Linked DNA regions of Homo sapiens: region 2 is linked to region 1. A link is a loop called in an ENCODE intact Hi-C map of the cell type or tissue named here. Cell type or tissue: heart left ventricle. All regions are shown on one strand. Links, peaks and the distances in the headings refer to the core of each region. The heading gives the core; the rest is flanking DNA.

What was found. Peaks named below come from ENCODE experiments on the same cell type or tissue, not always from the same donor. Only the 100,000 strongest peaks of a DNase experiment are listed, where the experiment ranks them.
Region 2: it touches region 1 in a loop (6-fold over the local background); 10 of 110 quality-filtered maps call a loop at or near these places.

What each region holds. Positions count from the first base shown.
Region 1 is chr15:60,590,707-60,593,598 of GRCh38, reverse strand. The region is part of intron 2 of RORA (RAR related orphan receptor A); the gene reads left to right. All of the region lies in intron 3 of RORA-AS1 (RORA antisense RNA 1), which reads right to left. Among named protein-coding and RNA genes, the nearest start is that of RORA-AS2, 89 kb to the left of the region's middle. RefSeq lists silencers at 726-1,775, 1,806-1,925. In heart left ventricle, for the core only: a CTCF peak has its summit at 1,478; DNase peaks (open chromatin) are centred at 1,018, 1,558 and 2,368; H3K4me3 peaks cover 2,480 bases; H3K27ac peaks cover 2,188 bases.
Region 2 is chr15:61,228,064-61,230,955 of GRCh38, reverse strand. It overlaps RORA (RAR related orphan receptor A), which reads left to right and starts at 1,654. Exons shown (of 11, transcript NM_134261.3): 1 at 1,654-1,903. The coding sequence starts at 1,738. In heart left ventricle, for the core only: CTCF peaks have their summits at 1,479 and 1,680; DNase peaks (open chromatin) are centred at 1,455 and 2,560; H3K4me3 peaks cover 1,827 bases; H3K27ac peaks cover 284 bases.

The DNA of each region.
Region 1 (2,892 bases), core at 167-2,666:
CATCTGAAATTCATTGTAAAGAGATTGACCTGTAAAATAATAACGTCATGATTTACAGTTCCGTAAGGACAGTAAGAAGAATTAAGCTTCAAAGTTTAGAGGGAATTAAGTCTTAGTCGCATGTTAAAATGTACAAAGTTCACCTTCAGAGGTCTTTATTTTCTGTCAGAATTACCACAGTGTTTCATTTTTAGGGTATGAAAACGATAGCTTTTCCTACTTGTAGATGGGTTCTCTGGAGAGATATGGAAGAGCCTGGGAATTTAGCGGCTCAAATCAGCTGGCAACTGGAGTTCATTTAGGTGATTCACATACAATTTCCGGCTTTCCTTGCAGGTATCAGTGGTCTTGGACGCGGGGAAGGGGGTTGGGGGGGACAGGTGTAGACCAGGACCTTGGTTATTGGTATAACTGCCAATATCCAAGGGTTGCCAAGGGTTGGGTGGGCGGAGTTCCCCCGCCCAGGCCGAGTCTCTCCAGAAAGACTTCGGAGGAGCTTACTCCACTCCCCGGACGGTCCCAGTGGCTTCGTTCTCCACGGCCCAGAAGTGGGCCGTACCTTCCGATTAGAGCTGGGGCACTCTAGGAAATGCGGGTGACCGTAGCTCCCCAGACCAAACCTGTCTTTTCCACCAACGAGCTGGCGCATTTATCGCCCCCGAGTGCTCCGGCAAGCCAGCGGGAGAGTGGCGTCGGGTTGCGAGCCTCTTGCCCCACCGAGTGGGGGCAGAAAGTGGTCAGAGGCGCGTTCCGCGGGGCGCTGCGTGCAGAAAAGCGACCGGCGGCCACAGGTGATCCCGAAGGCGAGGGGAAGGCGGGCGCCCGGGCGAGGGCCCGGGGCGCGGGAGGGCAGGCCCGGCCGGGGTGGGCCAGCAGAGCCGCCGCTGCTACTCACCTGCCCGCGGGGGCGGGGCGGGGCGCGGCGCTGGGGCGCGCCTGCCTCCCGCCTCCCGCCTCCCGCCTCCCGCCCCGGGAGGAAGCGGAGGGGCGCGGTGTAAACAGAGCGGCGGCCGTGATGTCAGCCGGTCACATGGAGCCTCTTATGGCTCGGGATGGCTCTCGGCGGGCGGGCAGCTGCGGCAGCTGCTGCTGTGGCTCGGGCGGCGGCGGCGCGGCGGCGGCAGAGGGGGCTCCGGGGTCGGACCATCCGCTCTCCCTGCGCTCTCCGCACCGCGGCTTAAATGATGTATTTTGTGATCGCAGCGATGAAAGGTGAGCCCGGGCGCCCCGCCGGGGCCGGGTGGGCTGGCGGCTCCGGGGGGCGGGGAGGAGGGCGCGCAGGGGGAGGGGTGGGCGCGCCTGCCCGAACGCACGTACTGCCCGGGGCTCGGCGCGGGGGCCCTGCCAGGGCCTTCTGGGCCACCGCCGCGGCGCCACCTGAGCCCGGCCACGGGATCGGCCTGCCTCCGATTGGGGGGCAAAGGCGCACGGGGTGGATCCCCCTCTGCTGCCCCCTCCGGCTCCTGTCAGTCTCTTGGGTCCGCTTGGCACCGGGCGGGTCTCCCAAAAGAAAGTTTGCCGGGAGTCGCCGCGCTTCGGAAAGGAAGGGGAGGGTCTGCGGAGTTCAGAGGAAGCCGGGGACGCCCGCGGCCGGTCCCCAGGGCCCGCACCCGGGACAGCTCCGGCCTAGGTCGGGGAGGCGCCGCGGCCGGGCAGGGCCGTGCGTGCGCGTTGTCGCGATGTCATCCCCGGGGACTGGTCAGCGCCCCAGGCCTTGCGCCCTGCCCCTGCGTCCCCGAGCGCCTCAGCGGCCGCCGGCCGGGCAAGTGCCGCAGGTCCGCGCTGTGTCCCGCGCTGTGTCCCGCCGCGGCCACTTCCGAAAGCGCGCGGGCCGGAGCGAGACGGGCGCCTCGAGCGTGCCAAGACGCTCTGGGCGGCCCAGGGAGCCGCGGCGCACCCCGCTTGACACTTTGGCTGGTGGATGGAGGTGGGGAGGAACTCGGCAGCCCACGGGATCCGCGGGCAGGGGCGGAGGTTAGACCGTGGTGAGGGCCGACGGGCGCGGGTTAGTCGCGGCCAATCCTGCCGGGCGGCCCGGCCTTCCGCCCTCATCAGGACTCCGTAGCCGGGCCGGGGGCGGGAGGGGAGGGGGATTTGGTTGGAGGGAGGACTGGCTCTAGGTCCTCTCAGGTGAGAAGGAGAGAAACCGTGGCAAGTCAGGGAACTTTCTGATGGGAAAGCTAAAGTTTGGAGGTGTTCAGGAAGTCGCCCGTGCTGCCGGAGAAACCGAGACTCGCTCTTGGGACGGTTGCAAACAGCTCCGGAGAAACTCAGCCCGCAGCACGCCGCCCGCCGCCCGCCGCCCGCTTGTGCGCCCGCAGGTTCCTCGCCGTGGATAATCTGCCCGAGCTGCTTCGCAGGCCCGGCCGCCAGGCTTGGGGATTTAGAGCCCCATCTGTTTGCGGCGGACGCGGCTTCCCTAATGCGCAGCAATTGTGCAGACCCAGACTGTCCTGCGGGTCCTAGCCACCGGTGCGGGTGCCAAGCGCCTGTTAAACGTTTGCTAGTTTGGGGTTGTGTTGCAATCTGGAATGAAGGACACCAGTTCGGTATCTGCGCTGGGTTTACTTTCGGATCACCGAGCTTTGCCTTTCTTCACTAGAGATTGGGTGGCATCTCTTTTATTAATTATTAACAGGCCGAAACGTACTGGACGTTAAGATGAGCTGCTTGAGATGAAATCTTTCTATATAATGTGCCCACAGCAAATTTTCTCTTTTCCCCTGTGGCTTGAGGGGAATGGGATTTAATCATTTTTAGAATATGTAATTCATATAAGTAAAAGAGAGGAAACCTCCCGTGATCCGCGCTCTTAAGCACTTAAAATTATTTGGGAGGAAAAATTATTAAGATTTCTTATCGACTTCTTATGTTAAAAAATCTATTCTCCCC
Region 2 (2,892 bases), core at 129-2,628, 640 kb before region 1:
TGTAGGCGCCAACAGACAGGCTAAAGCCAGGGATCCTTGCAGAGACAGGATTAAGGTATCAGGACTGTTCACATCTCATTTACATCACCCCGAAGAGTGGACCACAGGTTTTGCTGATTAGTACACAGACTATGGCAAAGGGCATTGTGTATTTGAAATAAGATCAAGATCAGTAACAGTAACAGAAACTATGTGTGAAATTTGGCATATGGCGGTTCCTCTGAAGGATTAGCTAACTGGGTTTCCCGCACTTACTATTTTTTAAAGCATTTTTCCAAACCAGGAAGTTAGCAAAAGAAAAATGTCCCCCAATTCCCTCCGCCTACCCCACGTTCTGAAGCACATATATTTATGCCACCTTCTGGCCTCTAATAATATTATTTATTGTCAAAATTTTGGATCCTTTTGAAAGGAAGGTGGGGCGTATTTCCACAGTGTCTTCGCAGGCAAAAGAAAGTGGTAGATTGAGTATGAAGGCAGACAAATCAGGCTACTACCATTGGAGTATTTTCCATTCTTTCAATTTGTATTGTTCCTTCATCTTGGAGTTTGCAGTCAAGGTAACGATGATGCAATTATCTGCTTTCCTGGAGTTTTAGGTACCTACTAGGGGATGAATGTATTTCAATGGGAGGAGGGTGTAGAATGATGCCTATAATAATACGAATTATTAGGAGCTGTTAATTATCTGAATGTTATCCGGGCATTAGTAATGCCTCTCCAGTATATCTACCTTTTATGGATGAGACTGTACATTTAATAGGAAAAGTACCAGTGGGAATTGACAATTAGCAGCCACGCTTGAGCTAGATGCAGCGTGGCATGTTTTATCCAGCTTAGATAGTTGTCGACCAAACAGGCCAAAGTTTTCTTCAGTAGAAAATGCCCTGCCAAATGGTTTCTGGATCCTTCGCGGACAAACAGCAAAGGAGCTGAAAGCGACCTCTTTCAACCATGCCAGAAACTGTCCATGGCGCTTCTAGATTCACAAAATCTGTTTTAGACACAGATGTCTTTAACCAAGATTGGAAACCCACTGGCCGTCCCATCCCAAAGTAAAAAGTGCCACGTCCTCCCATCCTCCGCCTTCCTTGGGATGTCAGCCCCGTTCTAATTCCTTTTTAGTTTCTCCTCAGCCCTCGGCAGGGCTGGCAGGGGGCTACCTGCGATTTCCCAACGTGGACGTGGACAATCGGATTTGTCTCTACCCAAGCTGGCAGCGGATGGGGACGAGTTCTGTTCCCGAGAGAGTCTCAGAAGTAGGCACGGAATCATCTCACCGATTTTAATTTCTGTCCCTGGGCTGGGGAGAGGGGAGGATTGGGGCGCGGGAGGCTCTGTTCTCCTCCTCCCCTCTTTTCCCCACCTCCCAAAATTGGCAGCCAGTCTGTGGCTCTCGGTCTGGGGTCTGGAGGGTGGGGAATGTGGGTGTGGGGGCCGGCTGGAGAAGCTCTCGCTAGCGCTGCCTGTGGCCAGACCCGCCTCTTGTCCCCTTTCGGGCGCACACACACGTCCACCCAGACACTCCGCGCGCTCCCTCGCGCTTTTGCTTGCCCGCCCGCCGCCGCCTGCTTTTTCCCTCCTGCTTTCGCCGGTCGCCTTCTCCTTCTTTTTTTTTTTTTTTTTTTTTTTTTTTTTTTTTTTTTTTTTTTGGTACCATAGAGTTGCTCTGAAAACAGAAGATAGAGGGAGTCTCGGAGCTCGCCATCTCCAGCGATCTCTACATTGGGAAAAAACATGGAGTCAGCTCCGGCAGCCCCCGACCCCGCCGCCAGCGAGCCAGGCAGCAGCGGCGCGGACGCGGCCGCCGGCTCCAGGGAGACCCCGCTGAACCAGGAATCCGCCCGCAAGAGCGAGCCGCCTGCCCCGGTGCGCAGACAGAGCTATTCCAGCACCAGCAGAGGTAGGAGGCTGGAGAGGGGCTGGGGAGGGGGCGGCGGGAGCCCGGGCGCGGAGCGGGGGGCGGCCGGGAGCGGGCGCCCGGGGCGCGGGGTCCGGCGGCCGCGCGCGAGCCTGCGGCGGCGCCCCGAGCCCGGAGGACCCCCCTCCCCTCCCCCCTCCGCCCCCCAGAAATGTTGCAAACTTTTGCAGCCCGTTCTCGGCTTGCGGGAGCAGAGTGGGGCGGGGGAGGCGGCGGGAAGGTTGACAGCCGGCGGGCTCACCCCCCTGGCTTTGATTTTTCTGCAAACACTGGAGGAAAGCTGCGTTGCCTCAATTAAATACGCTCCCCCAAAATACGGAGATGCGGGGAGTGGGGGCCCGGGAAAGAAACTTTTAAAGCGGCAGTGTCCTTTTAAGAAGGGGCAAAAAAATCTGTTTATGGCCACCCTCCTTCCGCTTTACCTTTTCTCCTCTTGACAGTTTCGGCCCTGGCTGCCCGAGTCGGGGGTGTGTTTTCGGTCCCTCTCAGATCTGGGCGGGGGGCGGGAGGAGTGAGCGACCTGGGAAGTCCCGGGGGTGGAGAGGGGGCGCTCCGGGGTCTGGGGGCGACGTGGACACCTTCTTTGGAGCACGGCGGTGCGTTTGGGATTTGAAGGAAGGGCCGAAGGAAGCGGGGTGCGGGCGGGCGAGCTGTTCGCCAAGTTGTCTGGCGGGCGCGGCGAGGGGAGATGCGCAAGTTTGCAGACCGGGGGTTCGGAGCCCGGCGCCCAGGCTGGCGGGGGGCGTGTGCGCGCCAACGCGCAGAGGGCGGCGGTCCTGTGGGGCGCTCCACGCGCATCCGGAGGGAGCGTCTACAAAAGCAAGCACCGAAACTTATTTCTGCTCTGGGAATCCTTCCCTCTCGGAGGTTCCAAGCATTTCTGCAGGAACCTGGGGATGGTCAGTGCAAGTTGTATGCTGGTTGGATAGTGCAAGCAATGTTTTCTCCTCCCCTGGCGATTTTTACTCTTC